2 separate regions of the Homo sapiens genome follow, and region 1 is linked to region 2. A link is a loop called in an ENCODE intact Hi-C map of the cell type or tissue named here. Cell type or tissue: PC-3. All regions are shown on one strand. Links, peaks and the distances in the headings refer to the core of each region. The heading gives the core; the rest is flanking DNA. Region 1 has its middle 81 kb from the start of ADAMTS5. Region 2 has its middle 140 kb from the start of ADAMTS5.

Region 1 (9,989 bases), core at 2,160-6,159, 58 kb before region 2:
GCTTGACCTTATCCTATAGTTACTTTAACCTATAACCATAGAATACAACTGGTTATATGACTTATCCTAATTTTAAGGGGTCAGTGATCCCCTTCTTCCCGCCTATAAATAAATGTAAACCTGACATTGGTGAATAGTTGTCATGCTTAGTGGGCCTGGTGGGTACTTCCTAACCAGAGCTTAAAACAGACTGCCATATATATGGCAGGTACCTTCTGCATATACTGGCTTCATAATCAAATCCAATACTTCCCAAACACTGTCCTCAAACACTGGACCATGACTGCCTGTACTTACCAGACACAAACCTGGGATGTCATTGAGAAGGGGATTCTGGGAAACGTAGTTCCAGACCTCTTCTCTGGGATATGTAGGGAGACATAGAAGCAGGTGGGGGTAATGAAGCATTGTAGCACACTCAGGAAAATTAAACAAAACATCTTAAATTCCAACAGGAAATGTGTGGCCACACATCCCTTATGAGACCAATGTTCTATAACTGCAAGTTCAATATTATTTTTATTATGCTGGTGTTTCTTAGGCTTTATTGCAATTATAATAACACCTTACCTTGCTATTTATATCCTTTTAAATTTTTGACATTATTTTTTGCTTAGAAGCTTTTTTTTAAAAAAAAAAAATCAGTGCATGAGAAAGTAAAAGACAGCGCCAACTTAGGAAGGACCATGGTCCCAGACAGAAATAGCAGTACCCAGAACTAGAAGAGAGAATCTAGGAATACTAAGGCAGGACAGAGAGATGTATCCCTGGTCCCATGGGAATGAGAAAATTAGCAATTTGGATTAGAGAGTGAACAGTTGAAAAGCAGACACACACAGGGTTCCTGATATTCTGCCAGAATAAGAGAGCTTGAAACCACGAAGGAAAGTTCTGCCAAGGATGAGATGGGAATAGACTGACATTTGAAATTCAATGTATGAGATGATGATGGACCTGGGAGAGCCAGGCCAGGTCTGAGAAAGCAGTGCTGGTGTTGAGAAGTGGATAGATCCTTAGGATGGGGGATAGAGGTTGGGCTAAGGGACAGAGTTGGCTAGGGAGGCATGGAATTTGAAGTTAAAATTATCATGAGAGATGGTTTAGGGAAAGGTGATAAAGGAAAAGTGTGGGTTAATATTATATGGGCCTTAAGTTGTTTTTGGGGTGAGGAGTAAGAGATGGTCTTGTGACTGGGGTGTGGTGGCTGAAGCAGTGAGGACCTGGGATGCTGCTGCAGGTTAGAGAGAAAGTCTCCTACATCATATTAGAGCAGTGTTGGGTTGGGAGATCCTGCAGTAGCAGGCATCTCTGCTCTTCTGAGCTAGGACCTTGAATGGACCAGCTTCTGTTAAAACTGGGCAAGGAAAGATAACATGAATACCATTTTCTTCTTTTATTTTCTTCTTAGTGCCTCATGGTTCCCTTTCACATCAACTCCAGTCAAGGCAATAAATAAATAGTGTATAGGTAATATCTTTTAATAAGCATTAGTTTAACAACATGTGCTCTCTGATACTAAGTAAAATATTCTTTAACATTTTTGTGGTTGCAATAAATAAATGGGAAAATGTATCAAGAAGATTCTAAATTGCTCATTTTTTTACCTTTGTTTTTAGATTTTACTCCTTAATTGAAACTGATGAAAATATTCAAAAGTTTAGTCAATGGAGTGTATGAATATTATTTCAATTTATGTAATGCACAATAGAAATATGCTTAGATTATTTTTAACAAATAACATGGTAGAAAGTGCTATCAACTTTTAATCAACAGAACTCAGCTATGAATATCAGTGTGTGTGTGTGTGTGTGTGTGTGTGTGTGTGTGTGTGTGTAGGATAAGGGTATTTTCCCTGCCTTTTCTTTTCTTTTTATTTTTCTTTTGAGGAAGCAAGACTGAAATTAGCACTAAAATCTGGACCATTTACAAGGTTGCTTGGCTTTATGAAGATTGCAGATATCTAGGCCTTGGGATCCGGTGCCTTAATGCATCTTGTTTTACCCTGAGAGGCACCTCCTTTTTTAGAAATCTTGTCCTTTCAACAAAGGAAAGTCACTGAGTGGTAATTTAATCTTGAAAACTAGCTTGGATTTTCTGGCAACAAAAAAAGAGAAAAACAGTATTGGAAAAAAATAATACTTGCAACTAAAAGCTGGAGAGGAAGGGGGAAAGAACTCCTTGAAAACAATTATGACTCAGGCAGTTTCATCTGTTAAAATGCGTGGTACTAGGTGAAAGAGCTTGAGCATTGTGGGATCTTGTCACCAGCTCCAATTAGGGACCAGCCCAGAGGTCACCAAAAAGAGAAGGTAACTCACAAAAGATTTTCCTCTTTAAGAATATTTTTGTTTTTTACTGATGGAAGAATGAGTTATTTACTTGTTTTTCTAGGACTGCAATATTTTTAGAGATAAGAAAAACAGCACAATAACATTTTTATTGCTCTGGAATAAGGCATGTCACATTTTTTTCATTGGATGTAATCACGGTGTTAAGAATCTGATTGGATTGTGGTTGTTTTTGCTATTGTCACTGAATGTCATATTGGCAACATTTAAAAGCCAGATGTGTCAGGAAGTGATGTGGAAGGGAACTACTCAAAACAAATGTGCGCAGCTGACTTTTAAAATATTTATGCTTTTTTAAACAGAAAGATTATACTTTTCATTTGGATGCTTCTTAAATGATTTATTTTTTGTAATTTACTCAGAAGTAGTGTATTAGTCTGCTGAGGCTGCTATAACAAAATACCACAGATGGGGTGGTGTAAACAACAGGAATTTATTTTCTCACAGCTCTGGAGGTTGGAAGTCCAAGATGAAGATTTAGGCCATTAAGTTTTGGTGAAGTGTCTCTTCCTAGCTTGCAGGTGGCCATCTCATTATATGCGCATGTGACTTCCCTGTAGAGAAAGGGAAACCTCTCTCTCCTTTTCCTATAAGGCCACCAGTCCTATTAGGCCCCATTCTTATGATGTCATTTAACCATAATTAATTATTTTCTAAACACCCTATTTCCAAATACAATCACATAAGGGGTTAAGGCTTCAAATACCAATTTTGGGAGGACATAATTTAATCCAAAGCAAGCAGCTTACACTAAAAGTGTTAGTGTCATAATAAAGACAGGGGTAAGATGTGAAAAATGGTGACTATTCTTAGGGTTCTAGGCATTCTTTTCAGAGTAGCCCTTTCCATTTACACACACACACACACACACACACACACACACACACATACACACACACATTTAGAGAGAAAGACAGAGTAGATTGTTGCCAATGATGGACTATAAAAGTTGACTTCTTTCTTGAAAATGCATTCGTATGAAAATCTGAAAGTGACTCCAAAGATAGCATTAGAATTTGCATTGCATGGCTATTGTTAAGCTTAAGATATACAACACCTTACATTTAGGTTTCATTTACTATTTTTTAAATCTCTCTCCAGGCGAAATATTTTGTGTGATCCTTGCAATTCTTCTGATAGGAAATCTGTCCTTAGGCCTTGGCTGTGTGGCTGAGGGAACTGAGTAATAGCATAGTAGAGACAGCAGTAAATACACTGTAAAATTAGAAGTTCCAGAGAGAAGCTCCAGCTCTTCACCTGCAGGAGGTTAAATTAGTAATCTGGGATATGGGACTCTCTCTCAAACATGAGGGTGTTGTATTGAATGAAATTCCAAGGCTTCTCCTTGTTTTAAAGTTCTGTGTTTCTATGAAACACTAAGAAAATGAAGAGATTTGCTTTTAGCCACACAGTGAATTAATAAAAGTTATGAATTTAAAACTATGTTTTTCTGACTTGCAGCTCATGGAATTTTGCAGAAATATCAAAGCTCTAGCGTCAAGGTTCCTCACCCTAATTCTCTTGACATCATTGGAGTCTTATGTTTCGCTTAACTTCAATGGTTAAAACACAGAAAGGACATCTCCCTTTAAGGCTTAGTAGGAGAAAATACCTGTTTTCTGTTCTATAGAGAGTTGTGTCTTTTCTTAGAAGAGAAAAAAATGATGACTGCAGATGTTTAAGAGGGCGGCTATAAATCCAGTGAGCTATAAACAAGAATTGTGATGAGAACAAAACCCAGTGCCCTTATAGGGAAACCCAGACATGCAAAGATTTGTACATGCGCCTTGGGCTATGGTTGAGTGTTTTAAAGCTGCTTGTGGTGGTGCTAAGAGTTTGTCTGTAAAATGAGACATGAATGATATCTGGCAGAGCTGAAGCTCAAAGAACAATCTGAGGCCGCTTGTGTTTACACTTGCACAATGATAGTTGTAAGCAGATCTTTTTAAACAAGGCAGAACAATTTAGAAGGATTAAGAGATCTAAACTAAGCAGAGTGTGTGCCACAATTTTCTTCCTTTCTAAAGCTTCTTGAAATTAAGCTCCCCATGGTGATAAACCTAGAAGAAAGGGATTTTGAGAGTTCCTTTTAAGAAATTTGCTCCCTATGGGATCTTGTTGCTTGTTCCTTGAGTTTATAATGTCACTTCTTTTGTTCCATGGGGCTAATCCATTTTGGTTATTTTCCATGAGGTAGCAAATAGTTTCAATGAGGTGGCTCCCTGAGGCTAAGGTAAAAGGGCACATAGATTTTCAGTCTCATTCTTTGTTTACATATGTTCAGAATATAATGGAAAATGTCCTTCAGTTCATAAATCATCCTTGTTTTGTCTCCATTCCAAGATAAATTTAGTTTAGGAGAAGTTGCAATACCATTCTCTGTCACTTTTGATTTATGTTAGAATGAAAGAAAAACTCCAATGGTGGATCCCTTCTCTACTGCTGTCCTGGGACTTCATTTAGTATTAGGGTTGCCTTTCCAGTGAAACCACATAATTAGTCCTTTGGCTACTATATTGAACAACAATCTCAATTTCTCACATTCACCCAATGTGGGGGAGAAACTTCAGCATAATACCTTTTGCTGCTTGGAAAGAGCACATATGTTTTGATACATCAAATTGGAAGTCACTCAGAGGAGAGTCATAAGTCCATGACTAAGCTATATATCCAGATGTTTCATCACTGAGTACTTTACCCTGAATAAGAGCATGGCTCAGAATATTACTATATATAAAAACATAGGACTGATTAGCAGGTTCTTGTGGACAGGGAATTCTATATATTTATACATATATAATATACCTTATACTAACCATATAATTACACTCCTATAATACAAGTGATAAATTAATATATTATATATAATAGAAACAATAAAATTAGATTATTGTCATAATATTCATACAATTATGTAGATCTCATTCAATGAACTGTTTTTTGAGTAATTTTATTAATTTAGCTCTCATGTTGACACTGCTAAAGATACAAAAGAAGGGTATGACAGTCCCCGATTCATCCAGAACTCTTAAAATGAAAGTGTTATATATGGTTCCACCAGGCTAGAGGGATATAATACAGCTAAATCGCTTGAATAATTTTTTTTTTTTTGAGACAGGGTCTTGCTCTGTTGCTAGGCTGGAGTACAGCAGTGACATTACAGCTCACTGCAGCCTCAAACTCCTAGGCTCAAGCAATTAGGCTCAAGCGATTCTCCCACCTCAGCCTCCCAAGTAGCTGGGACTGCAGGCACATGCCACCACGCCCAGCAAATCTGAGTAATTTTCATCAAGAAAAGAATAAATTTGCGATTTACTTTTTCAATGTGATTACTTTTTAAGATTGTCAATATAAATTGATGTATAACATTTTACTGCCCCAATAGCTTTCTCTCTCTCTCCCTACCTTACCCGACATCCCTGCATCTTTCTTTTCATTTCTTTTCTTCTTTTTTTTATTGATAATGTTCTAGGCAACCTCTGGTGTTATGCGGAGTTAGGTAGGGCAGGTAGGCTTCAATTGCTTCTGCCTCACCACATCAGTCCCCCTAAGTAGTTCAGAGACCTTTCTGTATGTTCTTTGTTACTGCCCTTCCTAACATGAATGCTCAGCTCAACTTTACTACAGTGAGTACAGTTGCCTTCTTCTATCATATTGATATGGAAGGGAAGTGCTGGGAAGGGAAGAGTGTGGTCCCTTTAAATGATACAGAACAGGGAAGGGAAGGGCATGGTCCCTGGCTGGGGCTCCATCTCCCAGGCCTGTGCCCACAGACCTAGGTGAGGACAGGTATTTTTGTTTTCCAGTCCAGATATTTCATTTCCCAAGACCACTCTGACCTGCCACGCCACCCATCTTGTGCCTATGAAAACTCTGGAGACCCTAGCAGGCAGGCACACAAGTGGCTGGACATCAAGAGGAGCGGATCGGTGGAAGAAGATACAGGTAGCTGGACGTCGAGAGCAGCACATCAGTGGAGGAACAGATGGGCAGTTGGATGTGGAGAGGAGCGCATCAACAGGCACCGATACACTGGCAGGCCACCGACCAGCAGAAGAACAATGCAGAGTTTGACTTGGGGCAGTAGGAGGAGAGCCCAGTGCCATGTGGCACTGAGAAGAATGTATATACTGTTGATTTGGGGTAGACAGTTCTGTAGACATCTACTGGTTTCACTTGATCCAGTGCTGAGTTCAAGTCCTGAATATCCTTGTTAATTTTCTGTCTGGGTGATCTGTCTAATACTGACAGTGGAGTGTTAAAGTCTCCCACTATTATTGTGTGGGAATCTAAGTCTCTTTGTAGGTTTCTAAGAACTTGTTTTATGAACTGGGTGTCCTGAGATATCCTGAGATATCTTGTATTGTGTGCGTGTATATTCAGAATAGTTAGCTCTTCTTGTTGAATTGTTCCCTTTACCATTATGTAATGCCCTTCTTTGTCTTTTTTGATCTTTGTTGGTTTAAAGTCTGTTTCTTCAGAGACCAAGATTGCAAGCCAAGCTTTTTTATTTGCTTTCCATTTGCTTGGTAAATTTTCCTCCATCCTTTTATTTTGAGCCTGTGTGTGTCATTGCACATAAGATGGGTCTCCTGAATACAGCACACCGTGGGTCTTGACTCCTTATCCAATTTGCCAGGCTGTATCTTTTAATTGGGTCATTTAGCCCATTTACACTTAAGGTTAGTATTGTTATGTGTGAGTTTGATCCTCTCATCATGATGCTATTTGGCTATTTTGCACACTAGTTGATGCAGTCTCTTCATAGTGTCATTGGTCTTTATATATTGATGTGTTTGTGAATGGCTGGTACTGGATTTTCCTTTCCACATTTAGTGCTTCTTTCAGAAGCCCTTGCAGGGCAGGCCTGGTGGTAATGAAATCCCACAGCATTTGCTTGTCTGGAAAGAATTTTATTTCTCCTTTGCTTATGAAGCTTAGTTTGGCTGGATATGAAGTTCTGGGCTGAAAATTCTTTTCTTTAAGAATTTTGAATATTGGTCCCCAATCTCTTTTGGCTTGTAGAGTTTCTGCTGAGAGGTCCACTGTTAGTCTGATGGGCTTCCCTTTGTAAGTGACCTGGCCTTTCTCTCTGGCTGTCCTTAATAGTTTGTCCTTCATTTCGACCTTGGAGAATCTGATGATTATGTGTCTTGCGGTTGACTTTCTCATGGAGTATCTTAATAGTGTTCTTTGTATTTCCTGAATTTGCATGTTGGCCTGTCTTGCTAGGCTAGGGAAGTTCTCCTGGATAATATCCTGAAGCGTGTTTTCCAGCTTGTTTCCATTCTCCTCATCTCCTTCTGGTACTCCAATCAATTGTAGGTTCAGTCTTTTCATTGAAGTCCCTTATTTCTGGGAGGCTTTATTCATTCCTTTTCATTCTTTTTCTTGTATGCATACCTTATTTCAGTAAGGTGGTCTTCAAACTCTGATATCCTCTCTTCTGCTTGGTTGATTCAGCTATTGATACTTGGGTATGTTTCAGGAAGTTCTTGTGCTGTGTTTTTCAGCTCCATCAGGTCATTTATGTTCCTCTGTAAACTGGCTATTCTAGTTAGCAATTCCTCTAACCTCTTATCAAGGTTCTTAGCTTCTTTGCATTGGGTTAGAACATGCTCCTTTAGCTCATCACAGTTTTTTATTACCCATCTTCTGAAGCCTACTTCTGACAGTTCATCCATCTGTTCTTCCATTCAGGCACCCTTGATGGAGAGATGTTGTGATCATTTGGAGTAGAAGAGGTCCTCTGGCCTTTTGAGTTCTCAGCATTTTTTTCTTTGATTCTTTCTTATCTTTGTGAGTTTGTCTAGCTTTGGTTTTGAGTCTACTGACCCATGGATGGGGTTTTTGTGGGGGCCTTTTGTTGTTGTTGATGCCATTGTTGCTGCTTTCTGCTTGTTTGTTTTTATTTCAATAGTCAGGTCCCTGATTTGTAGGGCTGCTGCAGTTTGCTGGGGATTTGCTTCAGGCCTTATTCATCTGATTCACGTTCCCCATGTGGCTCTTAGGTGGGCCACCGCACCACACTGTTCTTCCTTCTCTTCATGGGTCATGCCAGACTTCTAGTCAATTTTGATGAGAGAAACTGGATACCTTGGTTGCCAGTGAAGGATTCACATGCATATTATGGTATTTTTCGATGGGAGTCTCTGAACACAGCTGCTTCTAGTCTGTCATCTTGGCCTCACCAATATTGCTGATTTTCATTTAGCTGTAAAAATAACATCATTTCCTCTAATTTTAAGAAAGGACAATGGGGAAAAAGTATTTTGAATCTATCCCATGTGTTCCCATTATAAATGTTCTGATGGTTAATACCAAGTGTTAACTTGATTGGATTGAAGGATACAAAGTATTGATCCTGGGTGTGTCTTTGAGGGTGTTGCCAAAAGAGATTAACATTTGAGTCAGTGGGCTGGGGAAGGCAGATCCATCCTTAATCTGGTAGGCACAATCTAATCAGCCACCAACAAATATAAAAGCAGGCAGAAAAATGTGAAAAGGAGAGACTGGCCTAGCCTCCCAGCCTACATCTTTCTCCCATGCTGGATGCTTCCTGCCCTCGAACATAGGACTCCAGGTTCTTCAGTTTGGGACTTGGACTGGCTCTCCTTGCTCCTCAGATTGCAGACAGCCTACTGTGGGACCTTTTGCTCATGTAAGTTAATACTTAATAAACTCCCCTTTATATATATATATACACACACATATATATACACACAGAGGCATATATACATATACACACATATATACATATACATATATACACACATATGCATATACATATATACACACATATACATATACATATACACACACATATACATATACATCTACACACACACACATAGGATATATATATATATAGAACATATGTGTATATATAGGATATATATATAGATATATATAACATATGTATATATAGGATATATATATAGATATATATAACATATGTATATGTAGGATATATATCCTATTCTATCCCTCTAGAGAACATATATATATATAATATATATATATATAATATATATATGAAAAACAAACAAGGAAAAAGCAACAACAATGGCATCAACAACAACAAAAAGGCCCCCACAAAATCCCCATCCAAGGGTCAGCAGCCTCAAAGACCAAAACTGGACAAACTCACAAAGATGAGAAAGAATCAAAGAAAAAATGCTGAAAACCCAAAAGACCAGAGGGCCTCTTCTCCTCCAAATGGTCGCAACATCTCTCCATCAAGGGTGCAGAACTGAATGGAGGATCAGATGGATGAATACCAAAATCTGTATTTGTCAGGGTTCTCTAGAGGGATAGAACTAATAGGACACCCCTCTATAGAACCCTGACAAATACAGATCTTGGTCCCGGGAGGCATTCTAGACAAATAGAATATTAAAGATGGAGTTCTTTTGTTGGTTTTGGGGTTTCTGGAGTTGGCTGCTTGATATGATTAGAGCCCAAAATGCTAAGGACTCTACTTCTAACAGTATGGAGAATACTGATAGTCATTGGCATGAACTATTTAGAGAGTTTTGCAAAATAAATGCATTTGTCACTCTTGATTCACTGCTTATGAGAGGTGAGGAGTTTAGTTACACAATACCTTTGATCATATGTGGAGAACCAAGGAACGTAATG
Region 2 (9,989 bases), core at 3,683-7,682:
CCATGTTGATCAGGTGGTTCTACAATTTCTGACCTCAAATAATGCACCCTCCTCGGCCTCCCAAAGTGCTGGGATTACAGGCATGAGCCACTGCACCCAGCTATAAGATCTTTATGTCTGTTTATACTGATTGATTTTTCTCTTTGTTGTGAATAACATACCCTTGCTTCTAAGAATGTTTAGTATTTTTTGATTGGATGTTGGGCATTGTGAAGTTAAATTGTTGAGTGTCTGGATTCTGCTGTATTTCTTTACAGAGTGTAAAATTGGTGTTGGTATGCAGTTAAGTTACTTTCAGATTAGTTTGATCACCTTGATGTGTGTTTTTAAGTTTTGCTAAAGTGGATCTAGAAGAGATTCACTCCAAGGATATTTCAGCCCTCCTACTAAGGTACAAATTTAGTTTTCCTTATGGAATTATTTTTGTCTTATTATTAATGAATATCATGAATGCTTATAAGGTACCAAGAAGTGGACTAAAATATGCAACAGAACATGAAAAAGGTACAGCCTATATCATTTTCTCATAGAACTGTTAAGTGGAGATAGGCATATAAATAAACTAAATATGTGACCAACAGTGGCATATGAAAAGTGAGATACTGTACAAAGTTTTGACCAACAGTAAAATATGTACATGCAAAAATATTTAAATTACACTGTATTCAGTAAGGTAGGCCCTGAAAAAGTCTGTTAGGGCTTCATAAAATTGTATGTGCTTTAGCATTTGAGCATCTATTGTGTACTGCCAGCCTAGCATTGTGCTAAGTCATAGAGATACAATGGTAAAGAAAACACATCCCTGGCTACAAGGAGCTTATCATCTTATGAGGTACAAAGACAAGTAATAGTGCTTCTAGAAGAATAAGTCATTTGTGTCGTGAAACTGTATATGTGTAAGCCAGTCATTAGGCACCATGGAGACCTTCTAAGATGAAGCTGTATAAACTAAAAACAAATGATTATTATAATTTTGTCTGGCAAAGGAATAAGAAGATTGGGAAAGTGCTTAGAAGTGATTCATAGTAGAGGAAAAATCACACCTAAAAACTTAGAGCCCCGAGAATAGTGAACATTTATGGAATGAAAGTTATAGTAGTTTGTTTCTGGTAGGACCTGCTAGTCAGGAGTAATGAAATATGGCACAGAGCAAGACAAAATAGGCAGGAAGTGGTCAGCCAATGGAGAGTTTGCCATGAAATATGAAAGAGTCTGTATCTTATCTTGAGAAGAGTGGGATCCTTCCAATGGTTTTCAGCACCGGAGATTATGGACATGAAGCTCAGGAGAGAGGCCTGAAATGGTGGCTCATGCCGAGGCTTGAAGGATTAATGTATTAGTTCATTAGGGCTGCAATAATAAAGTAGCACAAATTGGGTGGTTTAAATAATAGAAAAACAACAAAAATAGTTCTAGAGGCTAGAAGTCTGAGATCAAGGCGTCATCAGAACTGGTTTCTTCTGAGGGAGACTCTGTTCCATTCCTCTCTCCTTGGCTTGTAGATGGCCATCATCTTTCTATGTCTTCACATCATTGTCCCTCTCTACTTGTCTATGTCCGTGTTTCCTTTTCTTGTGAGAATACTGGTCATGCTGGATTAAGGCCCACTTTAATGACCTCATTTTAACTTGATTACCTCCACAAAGACTATTCCAGAATAAGGTTATGTTCTGAGGTATTAGGGGTTACGACTTCAACATATGAATTTTGAGTGGACACAATTCAACCCATAGCACCCCCGTGTAAGAGCTGGGAAGGGAAAGTGGCTAAGTTGTGCAAATGTGCACATTGGTTGGAGATGATTAACTTCTGGCATGTAGATTCAACACCCAAGAAGTGAAATACAATGGATAAAAATGGCTAGAAGATAAAGTTGACAGTGGCAATAACAATATGGATTAGACTTGGCAAAGTTATGAAGCAGGAAAAGTGGGTATTGAGGCATCCTCTACTTTGATGTTAGGAAATTATTTTTTAATTTTCCACTGATTTTAATTTATAAATTCTCTGATTAAAAATTTGTTATAGTCTTACCTTTCTAGGGCTTGGTTACTAGGCTATAGTACAAGTTACTATACACTATATGTAAAGAGTATTAGATTGTATTTTTGTCTTGTTACCAGATAAAGTAATGGTCATTTAAAGCTATTTCTTCCAGCCATGAAGTCAGGGTATGATTAAACAAAATTCCATAAATAACTTGATCACTATGAAATGAAATCTGTCTTCTTATGTTTGGCATTCAATTGACTACATCAGATGTTGTTTCGAAAGTCTTTTCTCAACAACAGTAAAATACACAGCCTGATATTCCCATTGAGAATAGACCAAATTCTTTTGACCTAAAACTAGAACTAGTGAGAAAGTTGTATAAAAAATTACACCCATGTTAAAATGGATACATTGCTCTTACCTCTAAATAGACAAATACTGGAAGCATTACAAATGAAGTAATGTTTTAATATTTCACAGCTCAAAAATTAAGTGCTAATGTATTTTTCCCCTGAATTTGTTGAAAACTATTTTTATTGCTTGTGGTACTCCTGAGAAAACGAAGGTTCTGGATTTTGATTCAAGATTCTAATGTGTATATTTTCTATGTCTTTGGCTTCATTGTGTTTTTTCATAGCTGACCCAGCTTTCTGCAGAAAACAGGGCAGTCAATATATTTGGAGCCTTGACTCTCTAAACTTTAACCACACAAGAAGAGACAGACTCTCTCTATTTGTTACAGTTCCTAAATACTCTAGCTTAGGACTGATATTCACCCTTGACCAATCAACTGTATCTAGGCCCGGAATCTTGGGGAAGGGCCCTGCCATCTTGGGTCAGGTGATGACTAGACTAATCCGTTATGGTCAGGGTAACAGAGAATTAATCAAGTACATTGAAGCTCACAGGAAGCACATATGTAGGTGCAAAGAGTTAGGTGGAACACGAGGACAGAAGTAAACTCCAGAGAAAAGGAAGTGCTGGCCAGGCGGGGCGGCTCACACCTGTAATCCCAGCACTTTCGGAGGCCGAGGTGGGCGGATCACCTGAGGTCCGGAGTTCAAGACCAGCCTGACAAACACGGAGAAACCCCGTCTCTACTAAAAATACAAAATTAGCCGAGCGTGTTGGTGCATGCCTGTAATCCCAGATACTTGGGAGGCTGAGGCAGGAGAATCAACCTGAACCTGGGAAGCGGAGGTTACAGTGAGCTGAGATCGCGCCATTACACTCCAGCCTGGGCAACAAAAGCTAAAATCTGTCTCAAAAAAAAAAAAAAAAAGAAAAAAGAAAAAAAAAAGAAAGTGCTGAGTAGATATCCTTCCAAGTAGGTGTTTCACAATGTTGTTTCTTTACATAATGCTGAAATTAAGTATTTATTCTTAATTCATGTATTCTGTAAACCTTTTTGAGTATCTCTGTGCCCAGCACTGGTCTAGGGTTTGGAAATGAGACAGCAAACAAAGCAAAGTCCATAATATCATGATGCTTACTTTCTGGTGTGGACATGGAGATGGGAGGCAAACACAGAAATGCATGAATAAAATACCTTGTCCAAGACGGTAAGAGTAACAGAGAAAAGTGAAAAGGGGAAAGGAGAGAAGAGAACTGAAGTGCAGTGTGGCTGCATTTTATATGAGTAATCAGCAAGCTTAAGTGATAAGGTAGCATTGAATAAAGGCCAGAGGAAAGGAAGGAGTGACCCATGAGGATCTCTGAAGAACATTCTGGTAGAGGGAATGGTTTATGGAAACAAACAAACAAAACTACAATAAACAAAAACTTGTTTTTCTCTAATCATGGTATATATATATATATATATATATATATGTAGATTAGCATGCTTTAGAAATTTACTTTTCTTTAAATAATATATAACTGGATATAAAACAAAGTGAAGATTTTACTAACATTAGGTTTGGTTAATCATACCTATAGTAACCCTCAAAGTAAAACACACACTCTATTGCCCTCCTTATCCCAGCATGATACTTACAAGAACAGAAAATAGTCCAATGCATGTTAACATTTGAAACTAAAACCTAAAAAAGAATGATAAATGATATAATACTCTTCCCACAATAGGAATTATATTTCTAATTTCTGAGATATCAAAAGAAGTAACATTTTAAAAAAAAGTTGTATATCCATCCCCTAACCTTCTCTTGATTTATGTTAGAGTTTACCTTAGAAACAAACCTAACTTTACCTTAGAAACAAATATAATTCACTGGCGATGTAGCCACTCTTGCCATGGCAACTACCATGTATGGCCAATTACTAAGATATGGCCCAGTGACTTTCAGGGACGTCTCTATACTGTACTCTGTTTACACCCATTACAGCATTGAGCAATATCACCACAGTCTTAATTTTTAAGAATGGAAAATGAAAAGAACATTTACTGAAGAAATTGGAGGCCAGGTATGGATACTTTAGTCATTACATTTGTTTAGTGACTGTTGGCTGAATAACATACCAGGCAATGTAAACAGAGTATTTGCATTTCCCCCAAGTTTTCTCCAAGACTACCATAGACATGGAGCCTCAGAGTCATGCTAAATAAATATGGTTTAAAAAAGACTGACAATCAAGAATATCAAACATTAAAGAGAGCCTGATTAAGATATCTTGGGAAATAAAAATGTTGGCAGCTGCTGGCAGTGATGTCTTTGTTACTATTTTCTAATTTCTTGCAAAGAAAGAGATGTCAATGTATCTGACAGATTCCTCTAGTTACTACTCAGACTGGTGAAGACAAACTGCCAAAAACTGTGGGTTCTTTCACTCCAATTAATTCTCCCTTCTCCTATCTCCCTTGTTGGAATTCTATCAAGGCACCATTTTGACCATTTTAAATTGAAGAGTCTGTCATCCACTTCTGTTACTTCTGAAGAATTTTGATTTCAAGTTCAAAACACAATTAAAATATTTACTAAGGTTAAACTAGTGTTTGAGTATCATGTGATATATATTTATTTGTTCTTGGAGTAAACATAACATTTATTTTTCCACAAACAACACTATTTTATAGATTTATTATTTCAGAACATATGATCTGAAAAAAGATTTTAAATAACTTTTGATATAAAATGATATCTTCAAACTATTTTAATTATCAATTACTAAAATGGCTTAGGAGTTCATGATTAGAATGTATAAAGAAAATAAGGCAACTTCGAGCTTATACTACATTCTACTAAATGATAACAAACTTTTGGAATTACTATTTGTTCTATATCAGATAGAGTTTTACATGTTATAAAACAAAAAAAAGTTGATCAATTTTAAAACAATCTTTCTATTTATGGTTAAGTTATATCATGACAAATTCCTTCTAATGCAGAGCTTTCTGATTTTCTTAGAAAATATGTTCCAAGGTTTTAATGCCAAAACAGCGAGTAAATAATACTCCTTAAGCAGTCAACTGGCACACAACTACCAATCCATCAAGAGTTACAGCAAAAGGAAGTAGAATAAGCCTTGGTATTTATAAAAGAAAGAGCAATCAACTCGGAGAGTAACTAGATCTGGCTCTTTCACTAATTGAAGCTGCAGAACAAGGACCAAGTCATTTGACACTAAAATTACCGCCCTCACAAATGCAACTCCAAGGTCACATCTCTATTTTTTTTTTCTTTAAGTTGAGGTCGGACAGGGTGGCAGAGACATTAGTACTTGTTCATTTTTAGTTTTCATTTATTGTGCATTTGAAGGTTATACTTCTCTGTCTCCTTTTAGTTAGGTGGAGCTGAAGTGATGTGTGTCACATCCAGGAAGAGCCATTTAATTGCTTATGTGAGACTCTAGCAATCTCTTGGAAATTGTAGAGGAAGATCATGTTACAAGGGAGTTGCCACAAGATTGAAACATTCTTGATTTCTAGGTCACCAAATGGAAACAAGTTGTCCTGGATAGTCACTGCGATTCACAGTAAACTTTCTATGAACAGGAAACAAACTGTAAAGGGATTAAGTCACTCAGATTGTGTTCTGTTTTGCTACTACAGCATGATTTAGGTTATCCTGATGAATTCAGATATTGGAACTAGAGTTAGTATGACACTATAAAAAAAATTTGAAACGTAAGGCACTGACTTAGTTGTTGGGCAATGTTCAGCTTCTAGGAATATGGCATGAGAGGCTATAAGTAAGACAAAGGACTGCATTAGTTACGGCACAGCAAGCACCATTGTTTTGGCTCTTTTTGTACCCCGAATTCAATGGAGGTAATGTGGAAAGGCCCAGGTGGATGGTGCATACGTGGTTGGTTTGTATCATACCCGAAGAACCCTAAGTTTAAGAAATCTGAACCTTCTCTGGGCTGCAAGTAATCTGTTTGAGCTTTGCCCCAGAGAGAGAGAGAGATTGTCTTTATTTTATTGGAAAGCAAACCAATCTACCTTCTGATCCGTAGGGAGATAATATATCCTCCAAAGCTGTTTGCATGCTAACATCCTTAAAAAATTTATCTGGAACAAAGCTAGCTGGTGCCTGTGCTCAGAAGACATGCAGAAATGTAAGAAACCCATGAGAATTGCCTCCCAACCCACTATTTCTGTTTCCTTGCTTAGTCTTTCCCAATGCATCTCAAATTCTACTTCTTCATGAATTTTTTTTCTGGACTCCACCAGTCAAGTACATTTTTCTCCTTTTAACCTTGCTGTATTTTGTGTTTCTCTTTTAAGACACATATTAGTTTGCACTTTTTCACTGTTTATGTAGTTCTTTATCACCGAATTCTGAGTATTGGAAGTTTCTGGATAGCAGATACTGTGTTTCATTCATCCTTACATCTCTTGTAGGAGATGATACATCTTTTACCTAACTCTCATCCTATGTTTTAGAAACTGTTTTACTAACATAATATAGCATGGAATTCTTATGAATCAGATAAGCAACAGTCCTAAGGGAGATACGGTCAAGGCATCAGAATACAACAAAAATACCTAAAATACCTTTTAAAGTATAATTTGCTATAGTCAAATGACATTCCTGAAATATTCAATAATGAGATATTTTTAGTAGAGTGCAACCTGAAGAAAATCTAGATAACTTTGTAATTATGTTATCTGTTATAACTAGTAGCATGAAAACATTTTTCTACCATTGCTGCTGCTACCACCAGCATTTACCTCGATCACTTTTTGCTGCTACTACCATTAGTTTGTTGCTACAGCGGGTTTTCAAATTACATGTTTTAAACTTTGTTATTTTATTTTGAGATGGAGTTTTGTTCTTAGCCACACCTGGCTAATTTTATATTTTTAGTAGAGGCGGCGTTTCACCATGTTGGCCAGGCTGGTCTCAAACTCCTGACATCAAATAATCTGCCCACCTCGGCCTCTCAAAGTGCTGGGATTACAGGTGTGAGCCACCGTGCCCGGCCACATGTTTTTAACTTTAAAACAGTGCAAAAGCAATATGCATTTAGTAGAAACCATACTTCGAATTTTGGATTTTGTTCTGTTTCCTGGCTAGCAATATATGGTACCATACCCTCTCATCATGCCGGCGAGCAGAGAAAGCTGCAGCTCCCACTCAACCACGCAATCACAAGGGTAAACAACCGACACTTCTTACTTGATATCTTCCTTAAGAACACTGCACCTGCTAAACCATCAACAAGTGTTGATGCCCCAGTGCCTTCTATCAGCTATTCTCAAGCCTCATCAGAATAAAGAGAAATTGATGACCCTGTCACTTCAGTATTTCCATCATCCAGCAGTTAATTTTAGTTCAATGCTTTAAACATTCTTCACGCCTGGTGTGCTTTCAGTTGTGTATATTCATGGTGAGTACTCATACAACCATTCTGTTTTTCACTTTCAGTACAGTATTCAACTAATTTAATGAGATATTCAACACCTTATTACAAAATAGGCTTTGTATGTAGATTTTGCCCAACTGCCGCCTATGTAAATGTTCTGATCACATTTAAAGGTAGGCTAGGCTAAGCTATAATGTTCTGTAGGTTACGTGTATTAAACATATTTTTGACTTACAATATTTTCAACTTGATGACAAGTTTATTGGGATGTAACACCATCGTAAGTAGATGAGCATCTGAATTCTATAGGGTGCTAGAAACTGTGCTATACACTTCATGATATTGTCTCTTTTATTATATTTTAGAATTTTATATAGGGATATATGGATTTTTATAATCCCAAAGGTCAGATGAAGAAACAGAGGCTACCAGAATAACCTGCCCAAATTCACGTAGTAAATAAGTGATAGAGTTGAGATTCAATTTTTTTTTTTTATTTAGTGCTTAAGGCTGAATTCTTAACTATTATCAAAGTGGCCTGTGTATGAGCTTATAAAGATTCACCAGTAAATACAACATCAACCAAGGAGGAAGGATTCTCCCATATTGATTACATTTTAAAACAAGTATTTGATTCTGTTCAACAAATTGAAGTGCCCTATTCTATTCTTAGGTACTGAGAAAGGAACTGCCATATGACTACAGATGGTCTTCACTCTTTTGATTCTTTCAGTAGTGTTTGTAGAATACCAATTTATAAATCAACTGTAAAAACAAAGAGAAAAAGAAATCAGTCAGTGGCTCTTAGAACAAGTCACAATTTTGTGATAATAAAGTACAGGATATAGTGGGTAGATTTTCCCAAATGTCAATCAATGTGGTGATAATTTTTAAGGATTTTAATAGTTGAACTTTAACATTCAAAATCAACATCAAAGTGATATCTTGATTGTTGCCTGTTGATCATGGGAAAGGATGGTGAAGAAGGTTATTAGAGAATATTTTTTGGTGAGTGCTATTGGGCATCTTAACTCTAGTGTTCTGATTTGTACAGTCATAACCATGGCATGCTAAACCAAGCTTTCTGGATTCATTGCCATTCACTGAACCATGATATATAGAGATAACATTTTTTAATGGAAGAAATTAGGTTCTGTCTCATGTCAAGGCATGCTATTTAAATCTGGTGACTTTTGAAGTATGAGACAGGTTTTTTTTCATTGGCTTTGGCTTTGGTTGTTTTTTTCCTTTATGAGAGTCTCACACTGCCAAGTTTTGAATTTTGCATGTTCAGGTTATTGGGGATTTTGTTTTTCTGAGTGCACGAAGAGTTCAAGTTTCTTAAAATAGGGAAAATTATTGCTCCCATTCCCCTCCCACTTAAAACATGCTTATAGTTCAACACTATTTGGTTTAGGTTAAAACTAAAAATAAGTTCTTTCAAGTTATGACTAAACAAGACAAATTTCTGCTTAAAACTGCTTCTTAAAAAGTCCTATTTGAGTGTAAAGAAAGTGGATGAAGAATGACTTTTGCTTTTGAAATTTAACCCTAACAAAAAATATCCTTTTCTGGAAAATAACTGCAACCCCAAACTACCAGTGCTTTCTAGGTGTGTGAGCAACTGTTAATATTAAAACCTGATTTTTGTTATTGATTTACTAGCCTTAGTCAGCATATCTCATTTTTAATTTTTCAGTCTTCAAAGTAGAGAGTTGCTTGATTTGCACACATTCCGGAGAAAGTACATCACCAGAATACGTTGGTCAAAGAATAGGAAATTTCATTTAAACAGGAGAAATAGAGTCAAGAGATCCACATTTAATACAGCATGATTTCTATAGTTAGTAACAATGTATTTATTATATTCTTGAGAAGTGCTAAAAGTAGATTTGAAGTGTTCTCACCAGAAAAAAGAATAGGTGAGGGAATGCATATGTTAATTAACTCAATTTATCCATTCTGCAGTGTATACCTCTCAAAATACTGTGTTGTACATGATAAATAAATACAAATGTTTTGGTAAACTTAAACAAATAAATGAGGGAAAAAAAAGAAAATATGTTATTCACACTCTGAACATGAAAAGGTAGTTTGAAAATGCTTTCTCAGAAACACTGTCATACTTTAATAAGGCTGAGCTCATAAAAACATTGTGAGGAAGATCAATCATTTTAGCTTCCTCTCAATTGTGCTTTTTAATGTTCCTTCTCTCCAAAGGTCTCTGC

Evidence for each region. Hi-C counts contacts between places; a loop is a spot of excess contacts. Peaks named below come from ENCODE experiments on the same cell type or tissue, not always from the same donor. Only the 100,000 strongest peaks of a DNase experiment are listed, where the experiment ranks them.
Region 1: a loop joins it to region 2, with 8 times the contacts of the local background. A loop is called at or near these places in 1 of 110 quality-filtered maps.

What each region holds. Positions count from the first base shown.
Region 1 is chr21:27,043,254-27,053,242 of GRCh38, forward strand. No RefSeq gene overlaps it. Among named protein-coding and RNA genes, the nearest start is that of ADAMTS5, 81 kb to the left of the region's middle. In PC-3, for the core only: no CTCF peak of the experiment used is centred there; no DNase peak of the experiment used is centred there; H3K27ac peaks cover 1,279 bases.
Region 2 is chr21:27,099,464-27,109,452 of GRCh38, forward strand. No RefSeq gene overlaps it. Among named protein-coding and RNA genes, the nearest start is that of ADAMTS5, 140 kb to the left of the region's middle. In PC-3, for the core only: no CTCF peak of the experiment used is centred there; a DNase peak (open chromatin) is centred at 5,858; H3K27ac peaks cover 1,049 bases.